Linked DNA regions of Mus musculus: region 1 is linked to region 2. Evidence: chromatin loops called from intact Hi-C (ENCODE). Cell type or tissue: heart. All regions are shown on one strand. Each heading gives the region's core, and the rest is flanking DNA. Links, peaks and the distances in the headings are about the cores only.

Region 1 (2,915 bases), core at 105-2,604, 68 kb after region 2:
TCTGCAGAAGTCTTCCCCCCAAACCCTCCTCAGTCTAGGCTGCCCACTGTCATGCCTTCTCTGATGCTGCCCCATGTGTAAGGTCCTATATAGGAGCCTGGGATTCCCTCTACCGTGAGACATCTTCCCATTCCCATCCCATGAGCAATTCTGCATGGCTTTATGTCCCGGAGTAGTGCCTGCCTACCACAAGAAACTTGTAGTGCTTAACCATAATTTTAAAAATTAAGTTCCTTTTATCAGATAACAAATAATAAATTTTATCAATCTAGAATGGGAAACAAAACATCACCATAACTCACTGACACTTGCAGAATCGTCGAAGTCGTCACCGTCGTCATCGTCATCGTAGACATAATCCTCGTAGTCGTCATCATTGTCATCTTCGTCCTCCTCTTTTTCCTCCTCCTCTTCCTCCTCCTCCTTGCTGTCCTCTTTGGTCAAGTAGTCCCTGAAGTCCAAGTCCACACAGAAGTCCTCATTGAAATTGAACTCAAATCTGTCATCTTCTGCATAGTCATGCAATTCATGTTCCTTTACCTCATCTTCCTGCTGCAGATTTTCATTGATGGGTGGGGGCTTCTGCAACATGGCAAGGTCATCCACCTCCTGCCCTTCTTCTTTTTTCCACATGTTTTTCAAGACTAATTGGCATGTCAGGAAACCTAGAAACCCTACAAAGACAAGCCATTCAAGAGAAAACAGAACTATTATGAGGTATTCTTCACTCAGGTTCAAGTCTCCATCACTACTCACTCCGCTGCACAAGCCACCTACAGCCCAGTCTTGATCGCTGGTGTAGGCCATGTCACAAGGAACACAGTCAGCTAGTGGTGCAGCAGGGGTTGTGCTAAGTTGCACTAAAGCTGAAGCCAACAGCAGTAGCAGCAGGTCACAGAAGAGCCGCGCCCTTCTCTAACCCAGCGCAGAGGATTGTGGGGCATGGTGTTGGCTCAGAGTACGCTGGGAAGGGCAGAGGTGGGGGCCTCATTTCAAAATGGAAGTTTTCTGGGCAACAGAGCCTGCGCAGGGAATACAAAAAGAACTTCTGAGACTACGCCCTCACCTGGAGTTGGAAAAGATGAGAATACCGGAAATGCTGTGATAGTTGGCGGAAACTGCAAGTGACCAAAGGCGGGCTCAAGAACTCTAAGCTCATTGGTTGAAAATAGTCATGCTCAAGACACACCCTCAGTGAGTGACTGATATACTCAGGTGGTTAAGTTCCTTGGAAGGCCACATGGTCTTTTGATTCGCTAATTGCAGTGAATCTGCTGTAAAGTGTTTCAATATGGGGACTAGCTTGTTTCCCCCAAGTCCCCTAGGGACAGCTTGAAGCAGGAGGGACACAGGCTTTTAACATGCAAACACATAATATAGTATTAGCAACCCCCAAACTTCACACTGGAAAGAGAATGGCCATTTGCATGTGTTAACAATATTTTCTTCATTTACATTTCAAATGCTATCCCCAAAGCCCCCTATACCCTCCCACTACCCTGCTCTCCAACCCACCCACTCCCGCTTCCTGGCCCTGGCATTCCCCTGTACTGGGGCATATGATCTTCCTAAAACCGTATTAAAACTGTTCATGGCCACCATTCGGCAAAAATCATGAAGCTGAATACGCTGGCCTGCTACTCCAGAGGCATCAGGGATTCGTGGTCCAGTCTTGTCCTTCACCTCTACCAGTTTCGCCACACAAGCCACATAGGATAGAACCGTAATACTAGGTGGACACAGCAGGAGAAACCCACAGGTCAGGGGATTGCAGAAGGCGGGAGAGTAGGTGGCAAAAGTCTGTACAGAAGTAGTCTCCAGGGGACTGTGACAGAAAGGCTTGCCACCATTGCAGTGTGCGCACGCATGCTATGTTTTAACTTTGGTTGGAGGGAGTTCTATTCAAGGGCTCCAGTTTCAAATAAGAACACCAAAAAAGCCAAAGTCAAATGTATAATTATGTCTAATTCTTTAAGATTTTCTGATTTGCTTCTGGTGAAACCTTAAATATACTTGATTATTAAATAGACAGTATATTGTTGTTATCTATAGTCGCTCTATAGTGCAGCAGCACAAGAGACCTTTTAGTCTCCTGGACATCCATTGATCATTATTAGTTAGTAATGGATTACACAAAAGAATGATCTTTCCTCCTTTACATTGCCAATAATCACCCCCTTTGTGATCTCTGTTCTCCACTTTTTTTGTCCCTCTCCTCTCTCTGAAGTGGAAACTCAAGGATTCTGCACTAATTGGTTCCCCCTTACATTGCAGTAGTTGAGCTGCATTTGTCAGGACTCCATGGAGAGAAACACACCCAAAAACTTCTGGTGGTGTGCGGCAGGTTTTTTGCTGCTTTCCTGGACTCAGGCTGATGGGCCAAGTGATGTCAGCTGAGACGGATGCACATGCTGAGGCAAGTCCTGTGGAGGGCATGCACTGTTTGGAGGGAGTATAAACAGGACTTGACGGACAGTGACAGAGCCTGAGCTAGGCTTGCCTATAGAGCTAGCTGGGCAACACTTGTTGGTCAAGCATCTTAGTTGATCTTAGCTTCCCAGAGAGAGGCACAGCTGAGAACTTCCCCTGGAGTTCCTCTGGCTGCCCCCTGCTGACTTATGCTAAGACTGAAGCCTGGCTGTCTCTGATAGGTAGTGCCTCCTCTGCCTATTTGTGTTTCCTATCCTGACTCTACCAAACTGGACTACTAGTATATCCATGAAGTGCTTTCAAATGGATCGAGCCGCTCCTGACTCCTGTGAAGCAGACTGCTAGTTTCCTGACAATACAGATAAGATTTGCTCTAAAGAACCTTTCTAAATAGGTCTACTTACTCCATATCTTTTTCTTTTCTGCTACCTCTGGTGGGTCAGAAGGGAGGTTAAAGCATTTAAGAACCATCATTAAAAGCAGAC
Region 2 (2,915 bases), core at 114-2,613:
TAATAAATGCATTTATACATTTAAAAAGTCAACAAGTCTAGCCTTGGAAAGTGTGCATGCTTGTAATTCCAACAGTTGGGAGGGGGGAGGAGGAGGAGAACAGCTGAGCTTAAAATATGCAAAGGAAAACTCAGAATGCTATTAGCATAATGGAGATAAATAAAAGAGACAACAATTTAAGTGCAAACTCAGATGTGGGTCCCTCCAAGTATCAAATCTCCTCAGAGATTGTCTGGTAAGCAACATTCCAGGATTACCCTGGCATCCGGCTCTCTTCTCTGCACTTTTTCCCCTGAAAGATATGCCAAGCAACTCCAAGTACTGTTTTCCTGGCTTTCACTTTACATTATTGTTGCTGTTGTTGTTATTATTAATTTCTTTTCCTGAGACAGGTTTATCTGTGTAGCCTCAGGAGTCCTGGAACTCCCTCTATAGACCAGGTTGCCCTAGTGCTCAGAGATTCACATGCCTCTGCCTCCTGCGCTCCGGGATTAAAGGACTACACCACCACCACTCTTTTATCTTAGGTTTGAAATGAAGTACATTAAGTGTTTTCCATTCATCCTTTGACCATATTGGTCTTCCTCCCTGACTTTACACCCCCGAGGCCCCATTTACCTTCTTCTATGCCCTCCCTATTTCTTCACTTGCCCACTTCTGTTTTCATGTCATACAGATTCTCACTTTCCCCTGTTTAAGATTTTGACACCCACATGGGAGTTGGGGATAGGGCATGCCTTTAATCCCAACACTTGGGAGTAAGAGGCAAGCAGATATGTGTGAGTTCAAGACACACATGTTCTACCGACTTCAGTTTCAGAAGAGTCAACGCTGTTCTAAGAAACCCTGTTCCAAAAAAAACAAAGCGACATAAAAAAAAAAAAAAAAAGATTTTGTCAGCCGGGCAGTGGTGGCGCACGCCTTTAAATCCCAGCACTCGGGAGGCAGAGGCAGGCGGATTTCTGAGTTCGAGGCCAGCCTGATCTACAGAGTGAGTTCCAGGACAACCAGAGCTACACAGAGAAAGCCTGTCTCGAAAAACCAAAAAAAAAAAAAAAAAAAAAAAGTCAACCATGTCATGTTTCCCTTTCTGGTTTCAGGATTCTCCTAAAAAGACACACACACACACACACACACACACACACACACACACACACACACACACACAAACACACACAATCTAGACCATGTAAAACATGTACATATGTACCATACTAAACATAGTACGTCATTAATAATGTACAGTAAAAACAAACTCTCAAATTCAAGGCTATTTGTGTCCCGGAAGAAAAATAGTCCATAATTATACATTTGACTTTGGCTTTTTTAGTGTTCTTATTTGAAACTGGAGCCCTTAAATAGAGCTCCCTTCAACCAAAGTTAAAACATAGCATGCGCGCGCACACACTGCAATGGTGGCAAGCCTTTCTGTCACAGTCCCCTGGAGACTACTTCTGTACAGACTTTTGCCACCCCTCTCGCGCCTCCTGCAATCCCCTGACCTGTGGGTTTCTCCTGCTTTGTCCACTATTACGGTTCTATCCTATGTGGCTTGTGTGCCGAAACTGATGGAGGTGAAGGATGAAACTGGACCACAAATCACTTGCAGCAGCCCTGGTTCCTCTGGAGTAGCAGACTAGCGTATTAGTCTTCATGATTTTTGCAGAATGGTGGCCACGAACAGTTTTTTTGTTTGTTTGGTTTTGTTTGTTTGGTTTTGTTTGTTTGTTTGTTTGTTTGTTTGTTTTTCGAGACAGGGTTTCTCTGTATATCCCTGGCTGTCCTGGAACTCACTCTGTAGACCAGGCTGGCCTCGAACTCAGAAATCCACCTGCCTCTGCCTCCCGAGTGCTGGGATTAAGTGCGCCACCACGCCTGGCTCCCACGAACAGTTTTAGTACTGTTAATCCTTACGAATGGCCATTCTCTCTCGGGTGTGAAGTTTGGAGATCGCTTATAACATATTGCTATGTTTCTCATGTTAAAAGCCTGTGTACGGTTTGTTACAAGTTGTCCCTAAGAAACTATGCAAAACACGCCGATCTCTGTACCAAATAATCGGCTATGCTGTAACACTGTACACTGTAAGACAGTTCCGTTACCACAGGAGAATGAAAAGAACCCGGGACTCCCAAAGACGCTAGATGTGTGAAGATCCTGATCACTCATTGGGTGTCTGAGTTCTGCGATATTCATCCCTCAGCCAATGAGCTTACTGTTCTCGTGGGGGGTTTGTGAGCCTTGGGTAGGAAGTTTTGCAAGTTCCGCCTACAGCTCTAGCTTGTGAATTTGTACCCTTTCACGTAAAAAAGTAGTCCAGAGTTTACTACACCCTCCCTCCCCCCTCCCACCTCGTGCTGTGCTGAGTTTAGAAGTCTTCCTTATAGAAGTCTTCCGTATAGAACTCTTCCGGAGGAAGGAGGGAGGACCCCCCCCCTTTGCTCTCCCAGCATGCATTGTGTCAACGCCATTGCACTGAGCTGGTCGAAGAAGTAAGCCGCTAGCTTGCGACTCTACTCTTATCTTAACTTAGCTCGGCTTCCTGCTGGTACCCTTTGTGCCATGTCTGATAACAAGAAGCCAGACAAAGCCCACAGTGGCTCAGGTGGTGACGGTGATGGGAATAGGTGCAATTTATTGCACCGGTACTCCCTGGAAGAAATTCTGCCTTATCTAGGGTGGCTGGTCTTCGCTGTTGTCACAACAAGTTTTCTGGCGCTCCAGATGTTCATAGACGCCCTTTATGAGGAGCAGTATGAAAGGGATGTGGCCTGGATAGCCAGGCAAAGCAAGCGCATGTCCTCTGTCGATGAGGATGAAGACGATGAGGATGATGAGGATGACTACTACGACGACGAGGACGACGACGACGATGCCTTCTATGATGATGAGGATGATGAGGAAGAAGAATTGGA

Evidence for each region. Hi-C counts contacts between places; a loop is a spot of excess contacts. Peaks named below come from ENCODE experiments on the same cell type or tissue, not always from the same donor. Only the 100,000 strongest peaks of a DNase experiment are listed, where the experiment ranks them.
Region 1: a loop joins it to region 2, with 21 times the contacts of the local background. A loop is called at or near these places in 4 of 42 quality-filtered maps.

What each region holds. Positions count from the first base shown.
Region 1 is chrX:139,399,229-139,402,143 of GRCm38, forward strand. No RefSeq gene overlaps it. Among named protein-coding and RNA genes, the nearest start is that of Platr21, 44 kb to the left of the region's middle. In heart, for the core only: no CTCF peak of the experiment used is centred there; no DNase peak of the experiment used is centred there.
Region 2 is chrX:139,331,392-139,334,306 of GRCm38, forward strand. Trap1a (tumor rejection antigen P1A) reads left to right here and starts at 2,292. Exons shown (of 3, transcript NM_011635.2): 1 at 2,292-2,915. The coding sequence starts at 2,563. The region is part of intron 3 of Platr21 (pluripotency associated transcript 21); the gene reads right to left. In heart, for the core only: no CTCF peak of the experiment used is centred there; no DNase peak of the experiment used is centred there.